2 separate regions of the Mus musculus genome follow, and region 1 is linked to region 2. A link is a contact called in ENCODE POLR2A ChIA-PET data. All regions are on one chromosome and are shown on one strand. The core of a region is the stretch at or near the end of the contact, and the rest is flanking DNA. Distances in the headings are between cores, read along the strand shown. Region 1 holds the start of B3gntl1 (UDP-GlcNAc:betaGal beta-1,3-N-acetylglucosaminyltransferase-like 1). Region 2 holds the start of Fn3k (fructosamine 3 kinase).

Region 1 (6,747 bases), core at 64-2,563, 240 kb before region 2:
TTATTTTGCGCATGTGTTGGGGGTGTGTGGGGTTGTGCACCATACCCTATATGTTCGGAGGTCAGAGGATAACTTGTGGGAGTAGGTTCTCTCCTTGATACCACATGGGTCCCAGGGCTCAAAGTCGGGTTCTAAGGCTTGGCAGCAACTGTCTTTATCCGTTGAGCCATCTCTTCCACCCATCTCCTGCTATTTTTAAGTGTGGAAACTCTTGAGGGCTGCTTGGTGCCAAGGCCAGTGGGTGACCTCAGTGTCACCCCTCACAAATGGAGGGTGTGGATGACCAAAATATGCCATCTTAAAATATATTTCTAGTTGTAGGATGACCATTTGGAGAAACTGCAGACACAAGCATTAAGTTAGAAAAGCACTAACGAAACAAAATGTACATGGGTTATCTACATTAAGTAATCAGGTGTTTTATCAATATCTGGGTTCCACGCAGCTCAGAGGTTGTCACCCGTCCTTTGGAAGTAATTTAGTGAAACCTTTTGGTTCTGTGGGATGCCTAACTTTGGGACTCCCACAGTTCATAGAACACTTCCTTCCCCAGTATCCCCCGGGACAATGAATCTCTGTGTAGCATAGGAACTCAACTATCTGGCGTTGACCAAGCGTCATGTGTCCTAATGCAGGCCACACGAGGGCCTTGGGTCCATGAGAACTATCTACCTTTGGCTCACTCCAGACAGACCCAGTCCAGACCCAGAACCTTCCTCCAGGAGGGGGTCCTTCCTCCTTGTCTGGAGCAGTCAGACCAAACAAGATTCTGATGAAATGTCGCCTGCTTTAAGCTTACTGGCATTTTCCTTTTTAAAGTTACATAGGCCCAACCTGCGGTGGGATTTTTAAGTAACCACCTACTTGCACAGGGTGGCGTCCCCCCACAAGTTCCCCCCGTTCTTAAGTTTTTTTATAACGTTAGTTTGGCTGCGGACTTCAGTTTGCGATTATTTCCGTCAGGTGGGGCAGGAGGACTTCCGCAGGCCAAGAAGCCACAGAGGCAAGTGAGAAGGACGAAGGCGCAAAGCCAGGGGCGCCCACGGACTCCGGAAGCCCAACCCTTTGCTCGGCCAGGCCCCGCCCACACACTCAGCTCTGGCCACCCCGGAACCCCTCGCCCGAGCTGCTCCCGCCGAGAACGGCGGCTCGCCCCTCCCGCTCCACCATCCAGAGAACACCGACGGGCCGCCTCCCTGAGCATTCTGCTCGAAGGACCGCCTTCCCTTACTGACTGACGTGTCTCTACACCAATAGAACGTGGCTGTTCCCCTAACAGCCCTCCCATACCCGTAAGTCCCTAGCGAGCCACGTGGCTCTGCACCAATCGGAAGCGGTCCAGTCTGTGCATCGCCTCCTGGAGCTTGCTGTGCATGCGTTGGCCTCCTAGGCAGGACTGCGATTGCAGGAAAAGGGCAGTGGAGCCGCGCGATGGAGGTCTCCGAGAACGCCACAACGCGCGGCTCGCTGGCCCTAGTGGTAGGTATGGCCGGGTGAGACGCGGTCCCGCCCTCTTGTGCCTTCTTCTGTTGCTGTTTCTCCCTCCACGGTAGTCATCTTGTCTCCGGCTCGCAGCCGCTGTACGCTGCCACGGGTTCGGGAACCTCAGCTTGGAGGGTTCCCACCATTCCGTTTCGAGGTAGACATGTGTCCGAGCTCATACCGTACACTAACCTGCACACCTACTAGCGCCCCTCCCGCCATATCCCTGCTCGCCAGCATGCCACACCTATCTTAATACCTAGCAGGTGGGTTAGATGTCTCAGGCCAGGGTGCATTAAGTGTGGTTCACAGGCATTGCGCCAAGTGATTGTATTTTTCATGCCAGTCTTATTGAAATTGGAAACCGGTAAATCAAGGCCTTTGTCAGAAATTTATATCTTTTTTTTTAAAGTTGTGAGGTCTGTAGCTCTGGCTGGCCTGCAGCACATACAGCTGAGGATAACCTTGAAACCCTCCAGCGTCCGAGCCACACTTACTGATAACAAATATGAGTCATAACACCCCTTTTCAGTTAAAATCTTGTAGGTCTTGAGAAAATTAAGAAAGTTCTTTCCTTTACAAAGTAAGTCCAGAGGACTGGGGTGTAACTCTGACATGCATGTGAAACACCCTGGGTTCAATCCCCAATAGCTCAAATAAATAACAAATAAAAAGCCTTTAAGCAACATGTTTTCAGAATAAACACAAACAGGATAGAATGCCACTTTGGGATCATCAGCTCCTCAAAGAGCGCTTCATTTGTAAAGGACGGTGTCTTCAACACTCCTTTATAAGATTCTTATAACCGTGTTCAGATTCAGTAATTTAAAGTACACTATACATAGATGGCCTCTACAGTGATTTATGTAGATATTGCCTATATTATATGTAGACCTTGTCTGTAGAGATTATATAGCCTTTGTGTTATATATAGCTTTGTAACATGTACATATATGTATGTATATGTTCACATCTACCTAGCCTATTGGTTTTCCTGCTCAGAAACATGTCCAGTTTTATTTTTTCACATTAATTCAGGGTGGGGGGGTGAGGCCAACTGTTAATTTCTTGGCTGTTCTTTACTACTTACTATATCATATAAAATTGAGGCAGTTCCTGGTTCCTTTGGTTATCAGGTTTCAGTGATTTTATTCCATACTACTTTAGGAACTTTGGCTTTGTGAGATTCCCTGAGAAAAAGTGAGGGTGCCAGAATTCAAGTGTTGAATAAAGATTAAGGGCCTCTCCACGCCCTCCTGGTCCAGCTTGGCTCTTTGATGAGCTGTGATGACCCCTATAAAGGGGTCACTGTTGGAGTCTGGTTCTCATAGCAGGGGATGTTTAACCAGAATGCTGATGCTTTTGCCTAGTGATCAGAATCACGAATCTACCACTGACTGAGGGGTCATTTTGATGCTTTTAAGGTTTCCCCCCCTTTCAAAAGCATCTAGAAGGAAATGGGGACAGATAGACCAGTGGATAAAGGCACGTCCCACCAAGCTTGATAACCTGAATTCGGCCCTCATGGTCATGTGTACACATACAATAACGGATGAATAAATGGAACAATTTTTAAAAGCATCACGATCCTAAGGGGTACCTAAGACCTATTGAATATTATGGACCAAATGAATGCCAACTGCTTAGAGAGGAGAAACAGACATTTTTTTGGTTTGTTGGGCTTGCCCCATCCATCATGGTTCTAGACCTGAAGGCCAGGGCCTCATCTTGTGGGATAAACATTTCTGGATGCTGAAGAGAGGGCAGTTCTCCATGGCTGTTTGTTAACCCGTTTCTCTGAATTCTAGTCTATCATCCTCCCCGTGCACAACGCTGAGCAGTGGTTGGATGAGTGCTTGATGTCTGTTTTGCAGCAAGACTTTGAAGGTGCCATGGAGCTCTCTGTTTTTAACGATGCCAGCAAGGTATTTACGGGCCTGCTGTTGGGTGATTCAATACTTTACAGAACACATCTGAGGGAAGTGCCCTGACCTGCTGTGTCATACTTACAGGACAAGTCTAGGGCCATCATTGAAAAATGGAAGGTGAAACTGGAAGATTCTGGAATCTCTGTAGTCATCGGAGGCCATGACTCTCCTTCTCCCAGAGGAGGTAACATATTGAATTGTAATTATGGTTTCTTAGCAACCTATAAACTTAAATGATTTCGTATTGCTACAATCTGGAGAAAAGTATCCTGGTGGAAAATAGCATCCTGGTAATCTCCAGGGCTCGTGATTAGGTCTACTGTCTACTAAGAACTAAGTGGGTCTCCGTGTCTGTCTGTCTGTCTTCTCTCTCTCTCTTTCTCTCTTCACACACGCACACACACACACACACACACACACACACACACACACAGAGCAGGCTGACCTAGAACTCAGAGATCTGTCTGCCTCTGCCTATCACTGGCTCCCATTCAGTCGGTTTCTCCCTCTTTGGTAAGGATTTATTGCTGTCTCTGTTTGCATCCACCCCCAGTTTGTAGGTGGAGCCTAATCCATGTGTGAGTTTTAGGAGGTGTTGTCTTTGAGAGACGATAGGGTCATGGGGGTGGAGATTCATGAATGGAAATAGGATTAGTGCTTTATGGAAGAGGCTCCAAATAACCCTTTACCCTTCTCATGTGTGAGGATAAAGGGGAAATAACCTCAATGAATCAGGAAGCCCTCATCAGATCCCACTTCTGCTCATGCTTTGATCTTGGATATATGACTCTTAAGTGCATGGGTTACTCTGGTTCAAGGCAATCGCCAATGTAGTTCGTATCTATAATTCCTTAAGCACAGCTTTGTTAGTATCCATCTATTGTAACATGCCAATGCCTCGTTCCGTTTTAGAGAATAATGAAGTTGTACAGATAAACTATGTTTTGTTTATCCACTTCATCAGTTGATGGGCGTTTAGACTTTTCCACTTTCTGGAGATCTTTGTCAATGGTGTCAATACAAATACTTGTGTACAAGTTTTTGTTTGAACACTGAGTTTTCAACTATTTTGGATACGTGAACATTGTGTTTCAAATTTATGGAGCATATACCATATAATTTTATGTTTTCCAACTTGAAGACCCGCCAAACTGTTAATCTTCGTATAGTATTAATTTACACTTTCCACTGGGTTCCATTTACTCATATCCTGGCTGTCACTTGTTATTTTCTCTTGTAATTACTCCTTTAGCCATTCTAGTGAGTGTGAGGTATTTGATTGTGGGTTTTTTTGCATTTCCAAATGGCTAATGATGTTGAACTTTGTGTTTACGTTCTGGCTATGTGTGTCTTTGGATCAACTCTCTGTCCATTGTTTTCCTTGAGTAGTTTATTTCTTTTCATTGCTGAGCTATAGAAGCAGTGTGTCTGTGTGGCATACCAGAGCACTATTAGATGTATAATTTGCATACACTGTCTTATATTCTTTGGATTCTCTTGTTAGCCTCTTGTGTTAGTTACCTTTGGTGCACAAAAGTTTACAGTTGATGAAATCCAGTTTAGTTTTTTGTCAATGGCATGTCTTTTGGTGTCAGTATCTCAAACAACCATTGCTACATCAAAGTAGAAAAGAAATTACTCCTTTTTTTACTTCAGGGATTTTTATTCTTTTATTGCTTATATTTAGTCTTCAGTCCATTGTGAGTTAATTCTTATAAATGAGAGAACTGTTAATTTTTATAAATGTTTAGCCCCCTGACTAAAACATCTTTTTTGAAGAATTTGTAGGTGTTATCTACACCTACAGATCCTGGTAATCTCCAGGTCTGCTGTCTATTGAGAACCAAGTGGGCCTCGGTGTCTGTCTGTCTGTCTGTCTGTCTCTCTCTCTCACACACACACACACACACACAGAGCAGACTGACTTAGAACTCACGGAGATCTATCTGCCTTGTTTCAACACCATTCAGTATTCTTTCTTTTTTAATGTTTATGGGTGTATGTCTATGTACCATATGAGTGTGCTTGGTGCCCACGGAGGCCAACGGGGTGTCAGCTTCTCAGAGATGAGTTACAGGCACTTGTCAGCTGCCACCTAGGTGCTGCGAATTGAACTGTGGACCTCTGGAAGAGCACTTGATGCTCTTAACCACAGAGCCATCTCTCGAATCATCAACAGCTCTTTTGCACTTATTCCCTCCTCCCACACCCCCTTGGTTTTTCAATATGGAGTTTCTCTGTGTAGCCCTGGCTGTCCTAGAACTCACTCTATAGATCAGGCTGGCCTCAAACTCAGAGATCCACCTGCCTCCCAAGTGCTGGGATTAGAGATGTGTGCCATCATGCCAGTCATCAACAGCTTCCTTAAAGAGACGTTTTTATCCAGACAATCGTCCTTAGACTCTTGCCAGGCATCAGCTAACCGCAGAGGCGAGAGTTCACTTCTGGACTGTTCTCCATTGGTCTGTGTGGCCATCCTTATGCCCGTACCATGTTTTTGGCTGTTGAAGCTTTTTGTTTTATTTTCTGTTCATCTTTGTTACATATACAAGCAAACTCTCAACCGTTGATGTATGTTCTCAGCCAGATAAATTATTTTCTTAATTTCCTACTTGGACCGCTCATTTTCTCTTATTGTTGATACTATAGATCTTACAGCTTTGATTAGTTTATTTGTACAAATAGGTTTTTTTTTTTTTAAGATAGTGTCATGTATAACAGAAATAGAAGTAGTTTTCTTTCTGATTGGGGCGTGTGTGTGTGTGTGTGTGTTTGTGTGTGTCCATCATCATTCTTTACCTTATTTCTTGAGACAAGGTCTCTGTACTGACTAGTTTTGTATGTCAGCTTGACATAAGCTGGAGTTATTACAGAGAAAGGAGCCTCCCCTGAGGAAATGCCTCTATGAGATCCAGCTGTAAGGCATTTTCTCAATTAGTGACCAAGGGTGGGAGGGTCCATTGTAGGTGTTGCCATCCCTGGGCTGTTGATTCTCAGTTCTATAATAAAGCAAGCTGAGCAAGCCAGGGGAAGCAAGCCAGTAAGCAACATCCCTCCATGGCCTCTGTATCAGCTCCTGCCTCCAAGTTCCCACCCTGTGTGAGTTCCTGTCCTGACATCCTTTGATGATGAACAGCAGTGTGGAAGTGTAAGCTGAATAAACCCTTTCCTCACCAACTTGCTTCTTGGTCATGATGTTTGTGCAGGAATACAAACCCTGACTAAAACAGTCTCTTACTAAACCTGGTGTTCGCTGATTGGGCAAGACTAGTTGACTAACGCACTTTCTGATTCCCCAGGGCTAAGATTATAGATACATAGCACCGTGCTCTGCTTT
Region 2 (5,984 bases), core at 2,476-4,975:
TTCCCAGGATGCACAGAGTGGCTCACACCTTCTGTAAATCCAGGTACAAGGGATTAAAACCCCCTCTTCTGGTTTCTGAGGGTAGTATACAAATGTGGCACACAAACATACATACAGCCAAAGTACCCATACACATAAAATACTTTTTTAAAGTTTTAGTAGAGGAGGCTGGAGAGATGGCTCAGTGGTTAAGAGCAATGACTGCTCTTCCAGAAGTCCTGAGTTCAAATCCCAGCAACCACATGGTGGCTCACGACCATCAGTAATGATATCTGATGCCCTCTTCCGGGGTGTCTGAAGACAGCTACAGTGTCCTTACATATAATAAATAAATAAATAAATAAATAAATAAATAAATATTTTTAAAAAGATTTAAAGAGAAAGTTGGCTTGGTTACTCTTGTGAAAGTTGGAGAATTAATAGAAGCTTCATTTTCAGGATCTCAGGTCTAATAAGAGAAAACCAAAAAAGTAAAGGATGGACTCCAGGGACTGGAACCGAAGAGATGCCTCATCGTTAAGAGGACCTGCAGAAGACCCAGGCTCCCAGCACCTACATGGCAGCTCAGAAACATCTGGAATTATAGTTCCAGGGGACCCAACACCCTTGTCTTGCCTCTATGGTCACCAGATATGCACATGGTGCACATACATGTGGGCATACATACATACATATACATATGTGTGTCTATATATATACATATATGGTGTATATATATATATACATATATATATATGCATATGTAATAACAATACATCTTTTAAAAAGGAACTCTTGACACATGCCCTTAATCCCAGCACTTGGAAAGCAGAGGCCAGCATGACATAGTGAGTTCCATGCTAGTCAGGACTGCATTGTGAGACCTTTAAAAAAAAAACAAAAAACAAAAAAACCTCTGGCAACTGGATTGAATTATGTAAGCAGCTCAACAGAGAATGCTCACTAGTGTTCAGTCTCTCTCTCTCTCTCTCTCTCTCCCTTGCTACCTAGTGTTCACTCTCTCTCCTCTCTCCCTCTCTATTTCTCCCCTTCTCCCTCTCTCTCCATTTCTCTCTCTCTCTCCACCTGTTTGTCTTCTCTATTTCTGTGTCTGTTTCTCTGTGTCTTGTGTCTATGTCTGTCCCTGCCTCTTTCTGTGTACAAACTCGCCTTTCTCTCTTTCTGTGCATATCTCTCTATATGTATGTCAGCCTCTCCCTATCTTTGCACATGCACATGGCTCTCTCCCTCCCCATACACACAAATGCACTCACCTGCTAAGGCTCTTCATCTTCAAGTGCTCCATCACAAAGACAGCCCCACCTCCTGGCAAGTCAATCACCTTCATGGGCTTAGGAACCCGCACCAAGCCAGTGTTGCGGAGGGCCTCCAGGCTCGCCATCTCTCCCTCAAACATCTGCCGGGCCTGCATCCAAATGCCATGAGCTCTGTCAGCTCTGCAATCCTGGACCCTCACAGGGACCTTGCTAGCCAGACCAAAGTACTCATGGCCCTTGGCACAAGCCAGAAGACCAAGTGCCTTCAATTACTGAAAAACAGCATCACCTCCATCTCTCGAGGCCAGTGTTCAAGAGAGACCCCTTCAGGTAAGAAGGAACTGAAAGGACAAGCCTGATGCCAGAATTCAAGGGGTCTAAGGGGAGACTCACACAAGCAAAGCCTTGCGGTGGAAGATGCACAGGTCACAAGGGGATGCAAGGTGGGGGTGGGGTGAGAGGAATGGGTACAAGTGAAGTGTGAACCAACAAAGTCTGAGGCTGGGACTGAGTCCTCCAAGGTATTGTTTTCCTTCATGCCTCTAAGTGGGGGCAGGCAGCCTTGGGCATGGTAGAAATTACCTGGGATCACATTTGAGTCAGAGAAGGCAGAGTGGTGAGGTTAGAAGAGCCTGGCTCCATTCTAGCAAGGACTAGAGAAGCTAGTATACCCAGCTTGTCCACAGGCCTTTTCTGGGATGCAGAGGCTTGTTTCTAAGTGACTTAGAAATACCCCCACTTATTTTTAGCAAACTTTCATATTGTTCACTATACCTTGGTTAAAAACATGCATTTTATTTACTTATTTATTTGTGGTGCTGGGAGGCTCAACCCAGGAGACTGTCCACACTAGGCAAATGCTCTACAATGAATGACATCCTCAGCCCCCCCCCCCATGCATTTATTCATGGGGTTTGTGAACACTTCTACATATAGAATCATACATTTGTAAAAATTAAAAAGTAGATGACTGTGGGTAAAAGCATTCAAGCCTGATCACCCAGCTTTGATCTCCAAAAATCCAGATGTGGTAGTGTGTTCCAGATGTGGTGGTGTGCATCTGTAATCCCAGCCCTCCTACCACATGATGGGAGACAAACAGTCAGCTGGAGTCTTTCAGGCCAGCTAGCCTAGAACAGGCCGTGTGGCAGCAGAAACAAGAAAAACCTTGCCACAAAATAAGGCCGAAGGACAGAACCAACTCCCCAAAAGTTATCCACTGACTTCTACGCACGTCATGAATATGCAAACCAGAGCTTTCACACACACACACACATACATACATACACACAAAATAAATTGGATATCGTTGATTAAAAGTGAAACTTGAAGCCAAAACATTTATTATCACACATGTAAACCATTCTTCCCCCTTAATCCCCTTTCAAGGGGAAAAGTCAGACAGGTACACTCAAATCGCCAACCTGCACTTGGGACAAAGAGGCATGTGCTGAGCAGCCTGTTGTGGAAGGGCATTTGCAAACTTCAGCCATGCTTCCAGGGTAAACCTCCAAACCAGGCCAACGCTGCACAGAAAGCAGGGAGGTGCTACCTTCACCGTCTCTAATGATACCAGGAGCATCCTAGATACTATAACCACTATCCAGAACTACTCCCCACAGAGTCCAGAACCTCTGGAGTCCTCCCCCCACAGAAGGGGAGCACCATGCTGTGCCAGCACAGCTTGCTCTCAGGGACTCTAGCTAACAGTCCTCAGTTGTCTTACAGTTTTCCATGCATTCTTTTGTTGTTGTTAGTTTGTTTTTGTTTTTGAGCCAGCTTCTCCTCATGTAGCCCAGGCTGACATGGAACTCACCATCCTCCTGTCTCAGCCTCCTAAGTACCAGAGTGATAGGGTTTAGATGTATGCCTGGCTCCATACATTCTTAAACGGGGATATCTTAAACGTCCTAGAAACCAACAGAGCCTTTGAGAACGATGGTGCTAACCTAGCCCTGGGAATCCTGTCTCTCTTCACCTGCTGGGAAAATGCAGGAGCTGAGGTCAGAGCAGAGACCAGACATGGGCAGAAGCAGCTTACCGCTAAGACTCACCTCCCCCATGGTCAGTGATTACAGAAAATTTAAAGCCCCTGTGTGGGAGCAAAAGCAAGAAAATAATCATGCAGCAAAGAGAAACCCTCTGGTCCCAAGAAGCTGCCTGCATGCAAGTGCTGGTTGACCCCTCAGCAGAGCGTTGGGTACGCCAGGTCTAGTTCCTCCACCACTTCTCAGAATCCTGCATTCCTCTTTCCCCTTCCTAGACTTTATCCTTGTATACCGGGCAGCGCACCTGTGTCCTGCGATTGACCTTGACAAACACGGGGCCACTGTCAGTGTAGTAGGCATAGCCCTCGCTGATGCAGCCCCCTCCGGAGCTCCCAAAGGCCCGCAGTGTTGTGGTGTGAAGCTGGGCGCGCAGCAGCTGCTCCATGGAGAGTTGAGGTGCAGAATGCGGTCAGGTGACGCAGAGGAGGGGGAGTCGGGGACCAGAAGGGAACACGCGCGGAGGGCGGATCAGGGGGCGGGGCGTAGCGCTGTCACAACATTGTCTGACACAGGCTTGCTGGCTCCTAGCTACCTCCGGTGCATGCTATCCCTGCATGCTCTTGGGCACCAGAGCTAGGGTGGGAGGGGGAAGAGAGCGAGGAATTTCTCTCTCCAAGGCGATTTCCACCCGGGGCTGCTGTGGGAGAAGGAGGGATGCAAAAGCTCTCGATACCCTCATTACTAAGCTCATTTCAGAATTTCTCCTCCAACAACACACCCTATAGAAACAGAACCCAGACCGGGTGGCGGGTGTTCTGTAAAGCCACGAGACAGAAAGGGAGTGTCCTCACAGAATGCACGTGAAGTCCCAGAACATCTGCACCCACCTGGGGTCTACCCTGGGCACCGTGCTCTCTGCATAACTGGGAGAATCAGGAAAGAGCGCAGAAAGATTTGGGTCAGGGCTTCTTTATCCTTGCAACACAAGGCATAGCCTAGAGACTTAGATATCCCATGGAGAAGATCTCACTGTCCAGATAAGGGTGGAGTCCTAGCCATGGGGGTGCCCTGGCTAGGCCCTAGTGGCACCTCTTAATGCCACAGGGCTGAGTGATAGAGGCTACTGTGGGAGGTGTGATAGCAGCAGCCTACTCCACCCAGGGTAGGTGGAACTCTGGATTTCAGACAGCCATGATAGGAAAGCAGCAGACATATATGCTCATGGATGCATGGGCACACACACACATACATATAAGAACACATCCACAGACTGATATAAGAGACAGCCTGTGCTAACCCTTCAGTGTTTTAGGAGAGGTTGCCTCAGATGGCAGCTCCCACCATGAGCTGCTGGTCCCTCTCTTGTACTGCAATGTCCCCAGCTGACTATAAAGGGACTAGGAAGATTAGTGGGTGGATAGATCCATTGCTGAGCTTTGAGTATGTGCCAGGGCACAAGTGAATGTCAGCTACATTCACAAATATCCTGAGAGGATGCTATAATTAGCTCCTGCCTTCTCTATGACAAAACTAAAGTATAGAGGAGTTAACTTGCCTGGGTCCCAGTGCTGAGACATAGCTCATAACATATGAAACCAAGTCTGGTTTTGGGCTCCATCCTATGAATTCTAGTCTCAGGCCCTAGCGGGATAAGACTCTTCCCAGCATGTGTCAAGAAGACCTGGCTGCACTGTGCTGCTCAATGTTTTTCTCATGGCCTGCCAGCTGACAGTTCTACAGCTGTTCCTTTATCGACCAGCCTCACACTAAGATGACGCCCAAAGCACATGAAGAGATAACATTTGCATGGGTTTTCGGTAGGCATAGCCCTCATTGAGGAGCCTATCTTAGGAGCTCTGTCATACCTCAGAGGGGCAAAGCCTGTCAGTGCTGGCCATCCCCAGGGTCCTTGTGACCTGTCATGGGCTCAGACTGAGACTGGGTTCCCTAGAGGCTCTTGAATAACTCCTGCATCTGGCAGCTATGTGGGATGATTGGAACCTGGGCACACACTCAGGCAAGGAACATTGACTGATATGGCCTCCTAATGTGGCTTGATCATTCCTAATCATGGTAGCCAGAGTGGCGGACTGCAGAGCCAGGGTTCTACCCCAACGACCTTTTCTAACCTGATTCTAAAGCCAAGTGCAGTGTCCGTGTCTTCCCTCTGTGCGGAGTCTTACACAACTCCAGGGACTGACCTAATTAGGGTAGTGAGGGAATGAAGGAAAAAACACACATGAACACACAGAAAAGCCGGGAAGGATGTCTGATGGAGAAGTTTCAAGATCCCAGAACATCAGTGTGTTTATTATTTACAGCTGAACGAGTAGGCAGGGTTGTGGTATGCAGCTAAATCAAGAGGGCGGGCTTAACTGATCTCAGTAGGAGCAGTCCCTGCGGGGATCAGTCTTCAGGCAGTAATATCTGTGAGGAAAGGAGTACAGTGGCCATTTTCTGCAGGCAGCATTGACTTCCCACTCAGATCAGAGGAAAGCTTTGTTAACTCTCTGCGTCCTCATGGATTTGGAGTCGATCTCGCAGGCTTATGTCAAACACAAACACACTCTGGCCTTCTTTGCTCCCCTCACTACTGGTTATGATTCTTCAAGGCCATGCTAAGTAAATGGACTTGACAGCATGGAAATGTCACTGCAAAGAACGGGCAGGACAGCCATCTATACGAAATGTGACTGGTGTCTCCATTTGGGGCCCTTCCTACCACTGCACCTGAACACGA

What was found. ChIA-PET counts read pairs that join two places held with the same protein, here RNA polymerase II (POLR2A).
Region 1: POLR2A ChIA-PET joins it to region 2 with 12 read pairs in Patski. The contact joins the promoter of B3gntl1 here to the promoter of Fn3k in region 2. POLR2A ChIA-PET finds 5 or more read pairs at or near these places in 2 of 5 experiments (Patski and embryonic stem cell).

Annotation. Positions count from the first base shown.
Region 1 is chr11:121,667,717-121,674,463 of GRCm38, reverse strand. B3gntl1 (UDP-GlcNAc:betaGal beta-1,3-N-acetylglucosaminyltransferase-like 1) reads left to right here and starts at 1,313. Exons shown (of 13, transcript NM_178664.5): 1 at 1,313-1,479; 2 at 3,291-3,407; 3 at 3,495-3,594. The coding sequence starts at 1,432.
Region 2 is chr11:121,432,694-121,438,677 of GRCm38, reverse strand. Fn3k (fructosamine 3 kinase) reads right to left here and starts at 3,725. Exons shown (of 6, transcript NM_022014.4): 1 at 3,549-3,725; 2 at 1,254-1,405. The coding sequence starts at 3,689.